Linked DNA regions of Mus musculus: region 2 is linked to region 1. Evidence: chromatin loops called from intact Hi-C (ENCODE). Cell type or tissue: heart. All regions are shown on one strand. Each heading gives the region's core, and the rest is flanking DNA. Links, peaks and the distances in the headings are about the cores only. Region 1 holds the start of Dse (dermatan sulfate epimerase). Region 2 holds the start of Calhm6 (calcium homeostasis modulator family member 6).

Region 1 (9,381 bases), core at 989-8,988:
TGTACATCAAAGTATCACGTTGACTCAGCATGGAGTGGAAGTGATATGATTGTGGATGTAAGTGGCTGTCTCAGTTTTGTCACAATGAACACAAAGCTCAGGAAAATTTGAGTGGGATGAATTAGCAGCCTCAGAGCAGGCTGATAGGAGAACAACAGATCAGGAGTGGCAAAGTCAGGCCCAAGTGAAAAAGGCTAGAAAAGCCATAGTATGTGTGTGTGGGGTGGGGGTCAGGGGGACAGGGAGGATTGTCTGGCTGGGACCAGATGCTTAGAAATAGAGAGGGTAAACTCATAGACATACAGGTGAGTATGGCTCCAACAGTCAAAAGTGATGCTGTCTTGCAAATGACCCAAGGATGAGGTAACACACAGGTTTATTATGATAACACAATTTACAATTACAAATGGAGTAATTTTGACCCGAGGAGGAGACCTGTTGCAAGAATTGAAGCAAAGTCTCTGACCCAGATTGGTCAGTGAAACCCTAGAAGCAGGTTTAAATTTAGTTGAGTGAATTAAACTCAAGATAAGAGTAGAAATCATGGACCTGTAGCTCGTGAGATATTTGTTAGGCATGTATTCATCTAGAGACAAGAATAAAACAAGGACAATGAAAGAATATATCTTAAATTATTTTGTTCAAACACTAGCAAGAAAGGAGTGCCTTTGCTTGATATAAATGGATATCAAGAGAAGAACTATTCTCTTTTCGTATCTTGTCTACAGTGAATGGATTAAACACACACACACACACACACACACACACACACACTGACCTGAGTTAACTGCAAACAGAGAGCAATAAAGAGCTTGTAAGAATCTTACCTATTTCTCTAAGGCTTGTGGAAGCATTTACACTTCAGCAAGTAGTTTATGCTAAGGACATTTAGTTTGAGCCAGCAAAAAGGGCAGTGAATGCAGAAAGGCTAAAGATGGACATGTATAGGTGAAATTAACAAAAATAAGTAAATAAAAGCTTGTTTCTAAACCCAAGACCAGAAACCTCACAGAAGTAGTGAAAGATGAATACATCTGTTACCAAAGTCACATCTGGTCACTTAAAAAAAGGAAGAAACAATTTAGTAGAATTAACAAGAATTCACTAAGTAGTCACTTCCTTTTTTGTCAATGTTGCTACATCAGCAGAGTGGACTTCTGATGGAGGAACTATATGATGAATTTGAAGCTGCATGGGAGAGGACTGGATTACTTTCTGAGACTCTCTCAACTGGGAGGGTCCTTTTCTAACTATCAGGAAGCCATGCCAATGTCCCATGCTTGGTGTCTTTTGACAAGAGAAGTAAACATGCACAGATAATGTGGGTCCTCCCTGACAAAAATCCCCAGCAAGGGGCTGGAGAGATGGCTCAGCAGTTAAGAGCACTGACTGCTCTTCCAGAGGTCCTGAGTTCAATTCCAGGCAACCACATGGTGGCTCACAACCATCTAGAATGAGATCTGATCTTCTCTTCTGGTGTGTCTTAAGCGAGTGACATTGTACTCACATACATAAAATAAATAAATTTTAAACCTTCTGCTTTGGGAAGGAGTGGGACAGGAGGGGGCAGGACCCCCCCCCCAAAAAAAATCCTCAGCAAGAGCATCCAAATTCAGTGTCAGCTGGAAGCAGAAGATTAGCAACTTACATGATGATGAAGGACACAGATCTTCCGTTCAATTGGGTGGTGGAATTAACCATTATGTTAGTAATACAGAACATGCAACAAGCTTAAAGACTAAGCCAAATTTAACACAACAGAACTCAATAGAATAAGATGGAGTGTTGGACACAAATTGTAGTGAATGTAGGTTGAAGAAGGCCTCTGATAAACATTTGCTATGGAAACAACAAACAACAGAAAATGCTCCAAGGATATACTTCTGAACAAAGCAGGTACACAGCTTTCCACTGTGACTTTTAAATGAAACTTTGGATGCAGTTCTAGGGATTTTAAGAAGGACACTGGGCAAGGAAAAAGATAATAGAGATGGATATGTACTCAGACAAACTGAAGCATTCTCCTGCAGAGTCAAGAATAGGCATGTTGGGGCTGGAGAGTGTGGCCAAAAAGGCATACCACTTTTGGATAAGGCCCAAGTTTGGCTCCTAGCACCAATGTTGGTTGGGCAGCTCACAACCACTCTCCATCTAATTCTATGTGATTTAATGTCCCCCTTCTGGTCTCTGTGGAAAGATAGCCATGTGCATGTAATTAAAAATACACATAAATCTTTAAAAAAAAAAAGGCCTATAGAGTCCAGAAAGCAGATGTGTAAATCTGTTGAGAGGTATCATATCATGGGGATCTTTGCAAGTCAGTGTCAGCTATAGCTAGATTTCCAGAGCAGTGACATCAATCAATAGGTAAATGTGGGTACTACTACCTTTAAAAAAAAGACCTTCAGTCTTGTCTGCACATTATGATCAACCACCTGATTCATCAGTCAGGTGTAGGGTTCCATTCCAAAGACTGTATGAACACTCTTTTATGATTCTAAGATATTAGCTGGGAGAGGCCATGACTACAAGACTACTCATTGGGAAGTTCAGTAGGTAAACATCTTGCTTTCTCTCAAGTCATTTTCTGATTTGAGAAGACAAGTGGAAATTAACTCAGAATTATACACTACAGCTAGGCACTGATACAATTCATTCTACTAAAATAAATACCTCAACACAGGGCCTGGCATACAGTAAACTTTTAATAAATATTAGCCATTTGTATCTTTTGTTGCATGGAGTATTATAGTAATTATATGCTATAGATGAGACACAGCCTCTGAAGGTGGCTTAGCTTTCAGTAAACTGAAAAGTAAGGATTTGAATACTGCTTCACAGTACTACTCTGGTTAGAACTTTCTCACCACAGGCCTGTCCAAATATCAGGAAGTTAACGCAAATTAGTGATTTATCTGAGTTAGCATTTAAAAGCCTAACAGTAGTATTTCTTTTCTTTTTTTTCTTTTTTTTTTTTTTAATCCGTGGTGAGGAGCCACTTTTGATTGCAAAATCTGTAACTTTTCCTAATAGTGTGGTTGCCTGGAAGCGCCCTTGGGTCTCCATAGTCTGTCAGAACTCCGAGCAATTGTTAGCAAACAGGGTTGAGTAAAACCGCCCATTCTTACGAACGGGTAAGTGTCTCTCGAAAAGCTGCCTTTTCATAGAATCTAGTAGGTTAATTCTCTTTAACTCTGAGGAAGGAGATCCAACCCTGGACCGGTTAGAGTTTGTATTGGATGGCTACATTTCATTGAAAGAATAAACAAAAGTTGGGTGCATATCTCTCTCACGCGCGCGCGTACACACACAAACACACACACACACACACACACACACACACACACACACACACACACACACACACGAAATAAGATAAAGTTTCCTTTGTGAACTGCAAACTCTAAAGGATCTTCCCCCAATCCTTTATCTTTGCTGATTAAAATCAGTTCAGCTTACAGGGTTCCTTGCGGTAGGATTCCCTGTATTTTGCAACTCCATTCTAGGCGACAACTGCTTCGGATTAGGTGGATTTTCCCCTTTCTCTTTGAGAGTAAAACTGATTCAGGAAAGGGGGGAAGGGAGGGAGGCGTCGGGAGTGTAACTATTTTGGAGCCTGGAGAGGGGGTTGGCCGCTAGCTTTGGTAGTGGGATTCTTTAAATTCTCGGCTTTCCTCTTCCAGCGCTTTAAAAAACGAATCGGCCCCTCCTCCCCCGGCCTCCAGAAATTATCTTTCCTTTGGGTGAGATTCCAGAGTGGAACTTGAAGCTCTTGGGTCAGGAGAAATCAGAGCTGTAGGAACCAAAGCGGCGGGGCGGGGCGGGGCAGGGCAGGGCAGGGTGCTTGGGGTTCTGTGGGGTCCTGTGGTGTCTTGTGGGGTCCGGGCCGCAGCGACCGGAAGGCAGAGCCTCGCGTGGAGCCGTGATCTGGGGCGCCGGAGGAGAGCCCGTGCGGAGGTCCGGATTGGGCTGGGCGGGGGTCCCGCTCTCCCCCTCCCCATCCTCGCCTCCCGGGCTCTGCTGACGTTGCGGCTTCCTCCGCCCCAGGCAGAGCCCTGCCGCGGCCCACCCCCCTCTCTCCGCCGACGGTCTCCGCCCAGTCCGCACGGCGGCTAGAGGCTGCAGCGGCGCACCCCGGGCGCAGCGCCCTGAGCTCGGATGGCTCGGCGCGCAAGCTGAGGGCCCGACTCCAGGGGTCCGGAGTCCCGGCGCCCCACGGGGACGCAGAGAGAGGACGCCCGGGAGGACGGAGCGGTGAGTGATGGGCTGGGTTGGGCGCTGCTCTGGGCCACGCTCCAGGAAGCTACCCTCCTGTGGCTCCATGGGTCTACACTGGACCGGTCCCTACGGACCAGCTTGAGCCACGTCCCCCGCTGCGCGTCGATTTCCCTGTGGACTGAGCATCTCGGGCCAGCTCTGCTGGCTCCGTGATCTCCTACCCGGGTACCCAGCTCAGACAGCAGCACCGAGATCAGGAGCGAATGGCGGGGACTGGACGTGCTCCCGAGTTTCCAGAGGTTTGGAGATAGCACACCCTTGCGTTCCCTTCCTATGCTACACCAGTTATCTAGGGATGGTAGTGGTCGTGTGCTCCCATGCTGGTTGTGCCTGTGCGACCTCCGGACCGCCAACGCCCAGAAAGCTGCTTCTGAGTCACCCCCAGCCACAGGATTCCAGCGCCCCTGCACTCCAACACCCCAGAGTGATTGGGCAACCTCAACCCGAGGCCGCCTGGGCCAATCGGGGGCCCGGCAGGCGGGCTTGACTCGGGCTGGGGAGCACTGTAAGCGATGCCACATGGGCTCAGAATCTGTCGAGGCTGGATCTGAGCTAACTTTGTGAACTGAGAACTTTCTCATCTCTCCTTTGAGGCAACAGCCTCCGTTTAGGCCAGCTGGCATTCATAACCTAATCCTTTGCTTCCAATGCAAGAGGCCGGCCTCTTTCACCTGGAATTCTTTAGGTCAGGAACTGACACGTTGGTTTCTAGAGATTTTCTAGTGGATTCTTGAAAACATTTGGTGTTTATTGCTGCTTAATCAACAATATCTTAAGGAAGGTAGAATCTTCTAGAAATATTTTCATATTCTTTCACATTACAGAATTTTCACTTTTACTAATTGTCTTTTCAGCTTTTACATCTTCTTAATAAATGATAGTACTAGTGAAGTTAAAAAAAAGATTCATTAGTGTCACTTCAAAATTATGTGTCTGTCTGGGAGTATATGCACAGGACTATAGACAGGTGCCTGCAGAGGTCAGAAGAACATTAGATGTGTTAGTATGGTAGCTACACTCTGAGCATCCTAATGTGGGTGCTGGGAAATGAACTCTGGTCCTGGACAAGAGCAGTACCAGTTCTTGACCACTGAGCCATCTCTACCCCTTATGAAACCAAAATTTTGTAGAAGATTTTGGACTATACTACTAGAGAGAACTACAAAATGTAACGTGCATGGGAAAAATAAAACAGGATTACCCTATTATTTGTTCACACATTACTATTTTCCTTTAATCCTGTACAAATGTGGTCTTTTTGGGGGGGGGGTAGTAAATTCTATTCTACTGAAAAGGGAGAAAATTTTGGATTTAACATGTGTTTACTATAGTGACACTCCTTGAGGGCTTAACCAAAAGCATGAGTGTGGGTTACTAGGACAGGGAGTGGGTACACGAGATACAGCCCCTGCTTTCTTGGAGTGTCTTTGGCTGTAGAAAGAGGAATATGAGACTAAGCAATATGGAGGACTTGAATGTCGGCAGAGTCCTTTAGTCATTATCAGAACATGATATCAGTCTTAGTTTCAATAATTATACGAAAACACTGGTCTACAAAGTACATTTTAATATCCAGATTAAAAAGAGACAGTGAAATCATTCAGTAAAAGAGACTTTTTTTTAAAGTTCCTTGACAAGGAGGGAAATTGACAGCAGGATACAATCTGCATGGTGGGGTTTTAGCCCAGAAAAAGACCATGATAAGAAGTCGGTGGATTCTCCCAGTTAAATCAGTCACATCTTAGTGAGTAGTTCTTGTGCATGTGTCTGCACTAGTACTTAGCAGTAGTTCACAAATCAGCTGAAGTGGTCCATTTCAATGAGATAAGTGGTGTGTGTGTCTGGGGGCAGGAGGTTGCAGTGCTGTTGTGGCGGGACCTAGGGCCATCCTTCACAGAACCTTAGTACTGTCTTAGTATAGAAAATTATTTCAGTCTCTGAGACAATTTTTAGACAAATGCATTCTGGGATGAAACAAAGTTTTGTTTTGTTTTTTCATTTCTTTATATTACTTGTGATAGATTATTTTGCTCTTTATTTCTTCTTGCTTGGTTCCTCCGTGTTGCATTAGAGAAACATAATTCTCAACATTATTATTCTAACTAGTGGAGTAAAAGGGGAAATAATTTGGATATGTGGATTCATTGAGAATCTTTGTTTTCAAAACAGTCAAAGAAATCTGCCAAGGACTAATTACAGTCTAGCTTAAATATTTTTTTTTTCAGCCACTAGGATGTTTTAGTTCTACGTATAGTAAACATTTTAACGTGCATTTCCCTTCTATTGTCCTAGGCTGTGTTGTGGCAGGCCTCTGTGACGGTGGGAACTGTGTCAGTGAATGCTTCACTGTATCCCAGAAAGGGGCTGGGAGTTTGCCATCCTAAAAGAGGGAAAGGCACCTGAGGAGTTTCTGTGATCAACAAACCCTATTGAAAGAGTATCTGACACAGGACAGGACCTTTCCTATTACTATATTTAGTGCCTTGAGTTTTTCTCATATTGGAATTACATTATCTCTTCCTATCGTGATTTGTAGACTAAAACTCTCTGGAGGTCACTAAACTACTAGCAGATGTTTGAAACTAGACAACCCAGATCTGTATACCTGCAGTCAGGGACGGACATGGGAATGAAGCTGGTGTCTAAACCCAGTGTACTCACAAGGGAAATGATCTTCCCATAAACTCCACATGATGAATGAGTGTCAGAGCGGGAAGTAGAGGGCAGAGCCCCAGATACCTGAGACGCTGCATGCAGCTGTTTGCTAGTAGCAAGAAATAGAAATGGATGGTTCCAAAATCTTTCACTACTTTCCCATTCTTTTTAAAAAGTTTTTAATTTTGTTTTGTTTTTTTCAAGACAGGGTTTCTCTGTGTAGCCCTGGCTGTCCTGGAACTCACTCTAGACCATGCTGACCTCGAACTCAGAAATCCACCTCCCTCTGTCTCCCAAGTGCTGGGATTAAAGGTGTGTGCTACCACTGCCTGCCACCTACTGTCCCATTCTAAATGGATACTGTCTTTTAAACATTAGACTTGGTTTTAGAAGAAGATATTTCTATGTGTATGATAAATAAATGTAGCCAAGGGCTGTTTCTTGATGTTTGTTGATATTTCAAAGCTCAATATTATGTAGAAGGGAGATTTGATTAGCTGATGGTGAAATATTTCAGAAATAGAAGCAAACCAGAAAGTATTGAGCAATGTGATACAAGTGGGTCATTACTTTTACTAAAATGTCATCTACAAACTCATAAGCATTTAGTCAGGCAGACCAGATACAGGGAGACAGATCAACTTTACTTGGGGTGATTCAAGGTTTATATATTTTGGGGATGGGGGGGTCCATGAGGGAGAAGTGGGCATCTAAGATGGCCAAAGGTCATTGGCTAAAGGCTTAAGGTTCCAAGATGCCTCAGTAGCATGAGGAAGCATTTCAGATTTTAGGTGCTACTTGAATGGGTTCTTGTCCAGAGAAAGGAAGTTAGTCGAATCTATAGTCAAACTAAGGCTACATGATGTTCTTCAAGTAGAAGTGTGTGGGGCTTTTAAGCTCCCCAAACAATGTCAGAGAAGGAGAAGCCTTATAGGCAGTCTGTGATATACCTAAAGATACTCTGCCATTTTGCATCAAGTCTAGAAGGCTATCTGGACAAAGAACAATGGTAGATAGACTTGGACCTTAATTAGCATGGCAACATAGTACTCTTCCGTTTTGTTCAAAGCATCCTATCTCATACTAGCCTAGAGGAGATGGACAGTGAGGTGGGTTCATGTCTTGTCTTTATTTTAGTAGAGTGGCAATGCTGAAGGTAAGGGACACAGTCAATTTATAGGCAGTCTGTGATATACTTTAAATTGAATGAGACAAACATAAATTGCACTCATAATGCTACTGTGTCCTCTGTAACTCCACATTCAAATTACTAAAGGCTCACATTTTATTTTTTTGTAGATCTGCTTTATTATATCTTGTAGTTACTGCCCATGAACTGTCAGAATGCTCATGTTTCTTAGACTTCTGCACTATTTACAGATTCCCTTTTGTTCTCAACCCCTTCTCTCCCAGCCCCTCACTCCATCTCTGCTTGGTAAGGGTCTCATTGCAAGGCCTTTTCTGATGCCTGCAGAGCCCCAGCTGCTTGCTTAGTTCTTGTGAACTAGCTTTGGGCTTTAACCAGCCTTGATGCAATATCAACTGCCTTATACATCAGGCTGCAGCCTGTTGAGGGCTGAACTCCTGGATTCTTTTTCAGATGCCCATAGAAGTGTAAACCTGCCAGAGGAGACTGATTCTCATTTCCTGTTAGGGTCAGAGAAGAAAGAGGATGGTTTTAGCTTGGAAAGAGAAGAAAAGATGGTGAAGCCATCTGTTTATTTCTTAAATGGAGTCATTTGTAAAGTTCTTAACTCAAGAATAACATGAAATTTTAATGTGTGTTAAGATTATCCTGGGGTTTCCTTCTGTGTGTTTCAGTTTACTTGGAATTATCAAGAAACATGATCTTAGTAGAAATGTTAAACTGTTTTTAAAAGAGCAGAATTTCTGTGGTCAGTAACATTTAATTCTGATGTGAAGCACGATTTGCTTTGGCATCTTATAATTGAGCATATTTGAAAGTCAAGTTATTATTAGGTGAGTGAAAATCTTGCTATAAAAATGTGACCAAAATATATGTTACCAGCTGTTCTATGGGTGCTGGGAAATCTCAACTCAGCTCCTAATGTTTATGTGGACAGTTTACTGACTGAGCTCTCTTCCCAGCCCCTCGTTAGTTTTAATTACACATATGACATATCAGCTGTGGGAGATCTGCATCTATCGATTTTTGTCCCAGACAGGGTCAAAAAGAGTTTGTCACTGAATGTCTATGTCTGCATGCCAAAACAAAACCTTTTGGAGCTTATTTGTAGAATTAATAGTGACTGCCCTTTTCAGTCATCGTGGAATATACTCAATAGATTAAAATACTCAGTATTTTACTTAACTAGCAGTCACATTATTTTAGCAAAAATTGAAAACTTGTGGCATGGTGTGGATGCTGATGCAGGAGGATTATTTTGAGTTCCAGGCCCGGGTGTATAGAAAGCACAAAGTCAGCCA
Region 2 (9,381 bases), core at 634-8,633, 78 kb after region 1:
GTCCATGGTAAAGAGCATTGGTAAGGTGCAGGACGCTTGAACATTTACTATGTGCTGGAACTATTACAAATATGTTACATATAACATTTCATTTAGTCTCTGCAACCCAATGGACAAGGCAAATGCAGTTTCATTTTATAGATGAGAAAACAGAGGCGCGGGAAGGTTCACTTGCCTGCCAAGTTGACATAGTGGTGTAGTCAAGAGGAAGTTAATCAGGTAAGGATTGAGCTTTGGTGGGTAACAATATTAATGGTAAGAGGAGGCAGAGAACCTGGGATCAACAGTCAAAGAGCTGGGAAGGGAGAGAGAAAACAGTCATTGTTGCCAAATTTGGATTAGTTTAATATGGAAAGTACTGCAGGTGTATGGTACTACAGAAGTAGAGTACCACCCCTACCCCCAACCCCGCCCCTGTGCAATCTGGCTTAGAGTTTAGCCATGAATAAAACCTCTTCCATCTAGGTCCATAGCTTCCAGAAAAGGAAGTAAAGCCTTTAAAATTTTCTAAAAATAAAGTACAAAAAAATAGTTATTGCTCTTTGGTCACTTCTAACAGCTTGAGTAAAAATGAATATCCTTCTCTAGATAGTTGAGTTACACGTAGTTATGGGAAGGTGGTAGAAAAACAAGGGACCCAATAGGCAAGACACTTGTGCTGAGAAAACTGAGCAGACTTATGCAAACACACAGCAGGAAGTCCTGGGAGATTCCTGGTTCTGCCCATGCCTCAAGCTTCAGCAACCCCCACTGGTGACTGATGAAGATGAGTGGGAGTGGGTATCCAGGTAGCTACTCACCTGCACCTGGAACCTCCCCCAAGGCTCTGTCTTCTGAATGCTGCCCTGTTCTTCTGTGGATAGGGTGACTACTATATGTCACAAAGTTGACATTTCAAGGTGTCTTCAGCTCTGACATAAGTAGCCTGCCCAAACAGGCCTGACCTAGAAGGGGCTGGAGTTGTAAGTTGAAGAAAACATGCATAGTTCTGACTGCAAAACCAGAAGAGAAACTCTAAGTTTGTCTTTTGTCTTTCACCCACTAATTATTGCCACAGACATTTACTGACCATCTACAGTATTCTAGGTACAGTTACAATGTTGACTTAACAAATTAAGCCAAGCTTGATCTTCATACTCATGGACTTTATAATCTAGTTGGTGAGCTAAACAGAAAATAGCAAACATCAAATTAACTACCTCAAAACTGTCACCTGCAATAAGGAAACCAAGATGGAGCTGGAAGAAAAATAAGACAAGAATATGAAAGTCTTAGAAAAGGCCATGGGAAGTGCTGCTAAAACTGTTCTCACACGTGCCATGGAGTCACAAGTATGGACCGTATTTCCCCTTTCCCTTGTGGTTAACTGAAGCCCATAATTGCTTCTGTTCAGCTGTTGCTGTCTGAGCAGGGCACTTCCCTAAAAGAAACCCCATAATATTTGGCATGGTTTTGGCAGCCAGTGATAGGTAGCATAGACATTGATCAGCTTTCATTATGAAATGGAACAAAATGTTATTTAACCAAGGAAAAATGTGGCTTTCAGTGGTGGGAGAGAGTAGAGCACTCCTAGTGTGTGTTTGCTGCTATGGTTAGGATTTGGCAAGGTTATATAAGTTCACAGAGAATTGGCTCCTTTGTAAACAAGAAAGGAACAGGGCTATTTCAGAAATTGGAGCTTTGCAAAATTACAAATTCTTTATAGACTTTATAGAGTACAAACAGAAAGATAGGAATTAATAAATTACTGAAAGACAAATCCCATTAAAGTAACTGTGGATAAGGTCAAAGGCAAAGTGTGGCCTCTAGACCTATTGGTAATGATGCTCAATAAATAAGGCATATCAGGACTGAGAGTATTCAAGGATCCTACTAGATGTGCAGTCAGGGCAAAGACAAAATTAGGTGTAGCTTTTCCAACAGAGGCTCATAGATTATGTAGGCTCAAGTTACCTGCAGCAGCGGTGGGGGTGAATCTAATGGATCTGAGAAACAACTTTCCAAAAACAAATGCAAACATTAACAAGAATACTTGACCAGAATCAAAGATACTTATTAAATTTTAGGAGGGATTTAGAGTTACAAAATCATAAGCTCAAGCAGGCATATGTTCCTTTAGCATTACACAAATAAAACACAGGCAAAGAAAATTGCTTGGTAGCCCAAAGTGCCTATACCTTTGTATGTAGTGGAGGAGAAGACCGTCAAGAAACTGGAAGACACAGAATCAAGGAATGTTTGTACTCATCTCAGAATTGAACAGGACAGTCTGAAATTATACACGGCTTCCTTTCTCTCCTTTTAGGATGGAGTACTTCCTGCAGATGTCATGGCTGTCTTCACTGTGTACTTTTTACAAAGAACAGATTGATCTATGATTACCATTTTACAGGTCTGTCAATCAAAAGGAGCCACATGAAAACGTGACATGATATTGGGGTGACCACATACTACCTGAAGACTCTGAACTTGGATGGCAAAAATTTAAGACTAAAAATGCCTTAGTTAAGAGGCTGGAAAACTGTACTTTTGTTAGGTTTTAGTTATGGAAAACTTGAATAAAGTCACCTGCCCAAAGGTTACAAACACAGCAAGGTTCTTTTTGATGGAATATGAAAATCATGGATGAGGAAGAAAATATGAGAGGGATGAAGATGAAGAATCATCTAGCAATGAGAAGGAAATTAGCCAAGACACATGGAAAAGAAGATGACACCATGAAAAAATCCTGATCTGGGCTTGGCTTCTAGCCATAGATGAAAAGAGGGGCTCTCACTACACTTTGTCCAGCTTTAGTGCTAGGTACTATGGCAGTCTCTGTTGTGTATAGCTAGGAAGGCAAGTGGCCTAAGAAAGGAATAAATGTTTCTTGACCCATGTCAAAAATTTATACTTATTATATGAGACAAAGCCAGCCTAGTGGCTGGGAAGATAATTTATTGTGAACTATCTGCCACCCCCGTTCTGTTGTTCCCCTCGGGGCATCCAGTCTCCTGGGCTGTACTAGAGGAAATGTTGCTTAGCTAGGGTGAGTACAAAATAGGATCTCAGCACTGCGTACGTGAGAAGCAGCCTTTTAGGGAGACAGTTTCAGCGAGACAGCTCGTTTAATTGTGGGGGAACAAAGGCTATTATTTGGGGAGTTGGATAAAGGCTTTCTGGGTGAGTGTACATCATGGGCCAGGGTCAGGGTGCTGGAAATGCTTTATTTGCATGAAGAGGAATTCCACGTGCTTGCTGGACATGTCCCTATAAGGAAAGAGGAAGTTTAACCTGGCCACCAGGCTATGTGGCCACTTCAAGGGTGGCAGAGGTATAGGGTGGAAGGCTATATGCACTTGGATATGCAGATCCAGGGCAGGCAGGGAGCAGTCCTGCTCCTGCGGGTCTCAGAATGAGATTTTGGGGGTTGGGACATGCCTAGGCCTCTCTGGCTCTGGGCTGGTTCCCCCGGTTGCATGGCTCCCTCGCTTCACAAACTATCTACTCAAGCTCTGTGTGGATGCCATCCTTGTGTTGGGCTAAGGGCCATATGAATTATTTTGAGTAGTACGAAGTGCCTGTGCCTATTCCTTGGCCTAAAACTGTGAACACATTTGGAGCCTTAAATGATATGCAATAAAGTTAACTGTTGTACATTCTCAGGGAAAAGGAGAGTAAGTTGTAACCTGCCAAACTGATCACTCTTTCTGCCATGTACATGCACCAAATGCAGTTTTCTCATCAGCTGCTGGACTTACAGAATGCCTGAGCTCAAAGCTCGTGCTCTTTCTAGCTTTCTCCACTTCATTGGGAGTTATGAAATAGTAGAGTTCAATGTCACAGCCTTGCTTAGAGTTTGTATCAGAAGAACTACCAGGAGGGGAATGAAAACAGGAGTCATGTTAGATGTAGCTTCAACTTAAAAACTGTTTGGTTTAACTAGCATTCTGCTTTGGTTTCTGTGCTGTTGTTGTTTGTTTTGTTTTGGAACAGGGTTGGTCTCACGGTAGAGTTTTGGCTGCCCTGGAATTCCAGATATAGATCAGGCTAGCTTTGAACTCACAGAGATCCACCTGTCTGTCTCTGCCTTCCCAATGCTACGATTAAAGGCTAGGATTAAAGACATCTCTCACTCTCAGTTTTACTGTGGTTTAGCTTATGAAAGAAAAATGAAATGTTCCTGTTTCCTGTAAATGTTGTGGGTTTTTGTAACTGGGACTTGGCTTTGGCATTAGGGCTGCTGCAATAGAGAAAAATTCAGAAGTTTTCCGAGCTTGGTCATCTGCCTACACTGTAAGAGGTCACTTTGGGTTGGAGGAAAGCAAAGAAACAGAACCGGAGTTTTCTTGAAAGCGTTCCAGAACTGAGGGAGTCATGTGACTGGGACCTCAGCCTTCTGCTCTGTCCTTTGCAGTTTGGATCCTGGAAGGCTGGCTAGGGGCTAAGAAAGAACGAAAAAGGAGCAGGCATGCAGACACAATGAGGCGGGGGTCAGGTGGGTCTCCCCTTAGCTTGTATATTAGGTACAGCACGGAAAAGGGGTTAGATTGGGAAGCCATCTCTGTAGGGCAGAAGTCACAGCCTATAAACTTCCAGGAGAAGGCTGCAATTGCTAGTTTTACATGCACCGGTCAACTGTTTATAAACATACTCAGACTCCCAAGGACAGCTTTGCTGTTACTTTTGACTGTGACCTGTACGGGTAATGGCTCCTGCGAATTTACATGGACCAATCAGTCTCACAGGCTGCCCATGTTGAGATACACAGTCATTCAGATCTTCTCTTTGCTCAGGACTTTTCTGCTCCCTACAGTCTTGGGATGTGGAGTGGATCTTAGGAGATCAAAGATCACAGGGACTTTATTTGTGGGACTTTACCAGAACTGGTGTGATTGAAAAAAAAGAAAGTGAAACCCGGAAGGGTTTCCTTTTTGAAAGTTGCTTCAAAGCACGATGTAAAGTACAGTACACGGTTCACTCAACCTTCCTGAGAAGCAGAGCCTGTGGGGTGTCCAGTGTGAGCAGAACCCATGGAAAAGTTCAAGGCAGTGCTGGACCTGCAGAGAAAGCACCGCAACGCCCTGGGCTATAGCCTGGTGACCCTACTGACGGCTGGTGGGGAGAAGATCTTCTCCTCAGTGGTGTTCCAGTGTCCCTGCACTGCCACCTGGAACCTGCCCTACGGCCTGGTGTTCCTGCTGGTGCCTGCCCTCGCGCTTTTCCTCCTGGGATATGCGCTGAGCGCGCGCACATGGCGCCTGCTCACCGGCTGCTGCTCCCGGAGCGCGCGATTCAGTTCGGGGTTGCGCAGCGCGTTCGTGTGCGCCCAGCTCAGCATGACCGCGGCATTCGCGCCCCTCACCTGGGTGGCCGTGGCGCTGCTCGAGGGCTCTTTCTACCAATGTGCTGTCAGCGGGAGCGCGCGCTTGGCGCCATACCTGTGCAAGGGCCGCGACCCCAACTGCAATGCCACGCTACCGCAGGCTCCCTGCAACAAGCAGAAGGTGGAAATGCAGGAGATCCTGAGCCAGCTCAAGGCTCAGTCTCAGGTCAGGCTCTGGGAGCGATGGGGAGGCTCAGAGGCGCGAGGAAGTCAGTGACTTTTCTCTAGACCAGGGACTGAATATTTAAATAGGGAAATTTGTCCCCTCAGTAGGAGCCGAAGTACTTTTTATGTTATTCTTTAGTGTTTCCTTCCACTGTGTAGCAAAGCCTCAGGACAGGTGAATTTTGTATATTCTGGGAAAACTAGAAGCATTATTACATTAGAACCTATCTTGCCAGCCCCAAACACACTATCCACACATTTAGAAAGCCCCGGGGCGCGGGAGGAGGAGATGCTCTTTATAATGAGTACCCTTTCTAGAAGCCCCACATTTTCAGTTACAGGGGAGTGATACGTGAGCTCTTTTTTGTATATTTTACATGACTTGGACTAATGGACTATTGTTGACTTTCTAAAACAGCAGTAGGGTTGTTGTACTGTGTTGTGTGTGTGTGTGTGTGGTGGAGGATAGTTTTTTTGTTTTGTTTTTTTCTTTCTTTCTTTTCTTTTCTTTTTTCTTTTTTTTTCGAGATAGGGTTTCTCTGTTCAGCCCTGGTTGTCCTGGAACTCAGGCTATAGACCAGGCTGGCCTTGAACTCAGAAATCTGCCTACCTCTGCCTCCCAAGTGCTGGGATTAAAGGTGTGCGCCACCGCCGCCCAGCTGGTGGAGGATAATTACTACCAACAGTTCTTTTTCTAAAGGGCTTAAGACAAGACTTGTTCACTATCAAAGCTGGTAAATAGTTTAGTAAATACTTTATCTCGGGCTTTTAAATTTTTATAATGTCAAAAGTCACTAAGTTGCCTTCCTGTTTTGTTTCCTGTAGGTGTTCGGTTGGATTCTGATAGCTGCCGTTATTATCTTACTTCTTCTTGTTAAGTCTGTGACCCGATGCTTCTCTCCGGTTAGTTATCTGCAGTTAAAATTCTGGGAAATCTATTGGGAAAAGGAGAAGCAGATTCTTCAAAATCAAGCTGCAGAGAATGCGACACAGTTGGCCGAAGAGAATGTTAGATGTTTCTTTGAGTGCTCGAAGCCGAAGGAATGCAACACTCCAAGCAGTAAAGACTGGCAGGAAATCTCAGCGTTGTACACATTCAATCCCAAGAACCAGTTCTACAGCATGCTGCACAAGTATGTTAGCAGAGAAGAAATGAGCGGCAGTGTCCGCTCTGTGGAAGGAGATGCAGTGATCCCTGCCCTTGGCTTTGTAGATGACATGTCCATGACTAACACTCACGAACTATGATCTTACACAAGAACAGAAAAAAAAAATGTTTTGAATTGTTGCTTTTATATAAAAAAATAAATATTGGTATATTTTAAGGCTGTTTCTCCCAAGTTTTGAGACTTAATTCTGAAACTGTAACAAACTTTTAACCTTTGTATTATATTGGTTTTTTTTCTATTATTTATTTGCTTTACATCCCAATTGCAGCCCCCTCTTTCTGCCCAATCCTCCTGTCATATAGACCCTCCTCCACTGTCCCCTCCCCTTCTCCTCTAAGAAGGGAACCCCACCCCACCCCCACTGGCATATCAAGTCACTGCAGGACTAGGCACATCCTCTCCCAGTGAAGGCAGACAAGACAGCCCAGTTAGGGAAACAGGATGCACAGACAGGGAACAGAGTCAGGGACAGCCCCCTCTCCAGTTTTTGGGGAGCCCTCATGAAGACCAAGCTGCACTTCTGCTACATATGGGGTGGGGGCAGGCCCTAGGTTCAGCCCATATATACTCTTTGGTTAGTGGTTCAGGCTCTGGGCCTTCCCCAAGGGACCAGGTTAGTTGACTCTGTTGGTCTTCCTGTGGAGTCCCTATCCCCTTGTGTTCCTCAATCTTTCCCCTAACTCTTCCACAAGACTCCTGGAGCTCTGTCTAATGGTTGGCTGGGGGTCTCTGTATTTGTTTCCATCAGCTGCTGGATGGAGCCTCTCAGAGACCAGTTATGCTAGGCTGCTGTCTGCAAGCAAAACAGAGTATCATTAATAGTGTCTGGATTGGTTCTTTCCCATAGGGATGACTCTCAAGTTGAGCCAGCCATTGTTTGGCCATTTGCTCAATCTATTCCATCTTTATTCCTGCTTCTGTTGTATGTGAGTTGGTGTCCATATCCCTCCACTGATACAAACTCTAAGCAAGGCTTGCATTCCTTCAGCTTCAAGCACTCAAACATCTAACATTCTCTTTGGCCAACTGTGTCGCATGATCTTTAGTTTGACTTTGAAGAATCTGTTTCTCCTTTCCAAATAGATTTCCCAGAATTTTAACTGCAGATAACACTGGACTCTTTTTAAATTTCTTCCTTGACCCAGTAGTCATTGATTAGAGAGTTTCATGTTTATCTTCATGTTCATCTTCATGTTCAGTTTCCATGAGTGTGTAGGCTTTTTGCCGTTCCTGTTGTGGAAGTCCAGCCTTAATACATGGCATTCTGATAAGATACAGAGGGTTATTTCAATCTTCTTGTTTCTGTTGAAGCTGGCTTTGCAGTCTAGTATATGCTCAATTTTGGAGAAAGTTCCTGAGGTGCTGAGAAGAAGGTACATTCTTTTGTGTTTATGTGAAATGTTTTATAGATGTCTTTTAGGTTCATTTGATTCATAAGGATTGTTAATTCCATTATTTCTTTGTTTAGTTTCTGTCTTGATGACTTGTCCATTGTGAGAATGGGGTGTTGAAGTCTCCCACTAATGTGTGGAATTTGATGTGTGAATTTAATGTGTGGAATTTGATGTGTGATTTAAGCTTTAGGGGTGCTCTTGCATTTGGGGCATAGATGTTCAGAATTTGAGACCACAGAATGGGTGGATTTTTCCTTTGATGGGTAGGATATGTACTTCCCCACTCTGTGATTACTTTTGGTTGAAAATCTATTTTATTAGATATTAGAATACCTACTCCAGCTTGTTTCTTGGGTCTATTTGCTTAGAAAATATTTTTCCAGTACTTTATTTTGAGATCATATCTATCTTTGTTTGTGAGGTGTGTTTCTTGTATGAAGCAAAATGATGGATCCTGTTTATGCATCCAATGTATTAGCATGTGTCTTTATATTGTGGAATTGAGTCCATTAATGTAGAGAGATATTAATGACCAATGATTATTAGTTCTTCTTATTTTGGTCTTAGTGGTGATACTCTGCATGTCTGCGTGTTTTCATGTGTGTGTGTGTGAGCACACTTTTCTTCTTTTAGTTTTGGTGGTGTAAAATAATTTATCTCGTGTTTTTTTTTTTTTTTTTCCTGTGCTTAACCCTGGAGTTTTCCTTTCACAATCCTCTTTAGGGTTGGATTAGTTTTAAGATATTGTTTAAGTTTAGTTTTATCGTGGAATATATTGTTTTCTCCAGCTATGGTGATTAAAATTTTGTTGGGTATAGTAGTCTGGGCTGACATCTGTGGCCTCTTAGCAACTGCAAAACATCTGGCCAGTCCCTTCTGGCTTTTAGAGTCTCTATTGAGAAGTCAGGTATAATTCTGGTAAGTCTGCCTTTATATGTTTTTTGGCTTTTTTCCCTTGCAGCTTTAATATTCTTTCTTTGTTTCACACATTTAGTGTTTTGTTTATTATGAGGTGGTTGAATTTTCTTTTCTGGTCCTATCTATTTGGTGTTCTCTAAGATTCTTGTTCATTTATAGGCATCTCTTTTTTTAGGTTAGGAAAATTTTCTTCTATGATTTTGTTGAAGATGTTTTCTGGTCCTCTGAGGTGGGAATCTTCTCCTTCTATTCCTGTTATTTTTAGATGTGGTCTTTTCATAGTGTCCCAAATTTCCTGGACATTTTGTGTAACGAACTTTTTAGCTTTCCTTGACTCATGAATCAATTTCCTCTATCATATTTTCTACAC

Evidence for each region. Hi-C counts contacts between places; a loop is a spot of excess contacts. Peaks named below come from ENCODE experiments on the same cell type or tissue, not always from the same donor. Only the 100,000 strongest peaks of a DNase experiment are listed, where the experiment ranks them.
Region 2: a loop joins it to region 1, with 2.1 times the contacts of the local background. A loop is called at or near these places in 2 of 42 quality-filtered maps.

Annotation. Positions count from the first base shown.
Region 1 is chr10:34,201,953-34,211,333 of GRCm38, reverse strand. Dse (dermatan sulfate epimerase) reads left to right here and starts at 4,099. Exons shown (of 6, transcript NM_172508.3): 1 at 4,099-4,254. In heart, for the core only: a CTCF peak has its summit at 5,330; DNase peaks (open chromatin) are centred at 4,153 and 4,713; H3K4me3 peaks cover 2,516 bases; H3K27ac peaks cover 2,273 bases.
Region 2 is chr10:34,123,541-34,132,921 of GRCm38, reverse strand. Calhm6 (calcium homeostasis modulator family member 6) reads left to right here and starts at 4,950. Exons shown (of 2, transcript NM_175449.4): 1 at 4,950-5,531; 2 at 6,356-6,855. The coding sequence starts at 5,013. The coding sequence ends at 6,778. In heart, for the core only: no CTCF peak of the experiment used is centred there; DNase peaks (open chromatin) are centred at 1,361, 4,361 and 5,331; H3K4me3 peaks cover 1,007 bases; H3K27ac peaks cover 725 bases.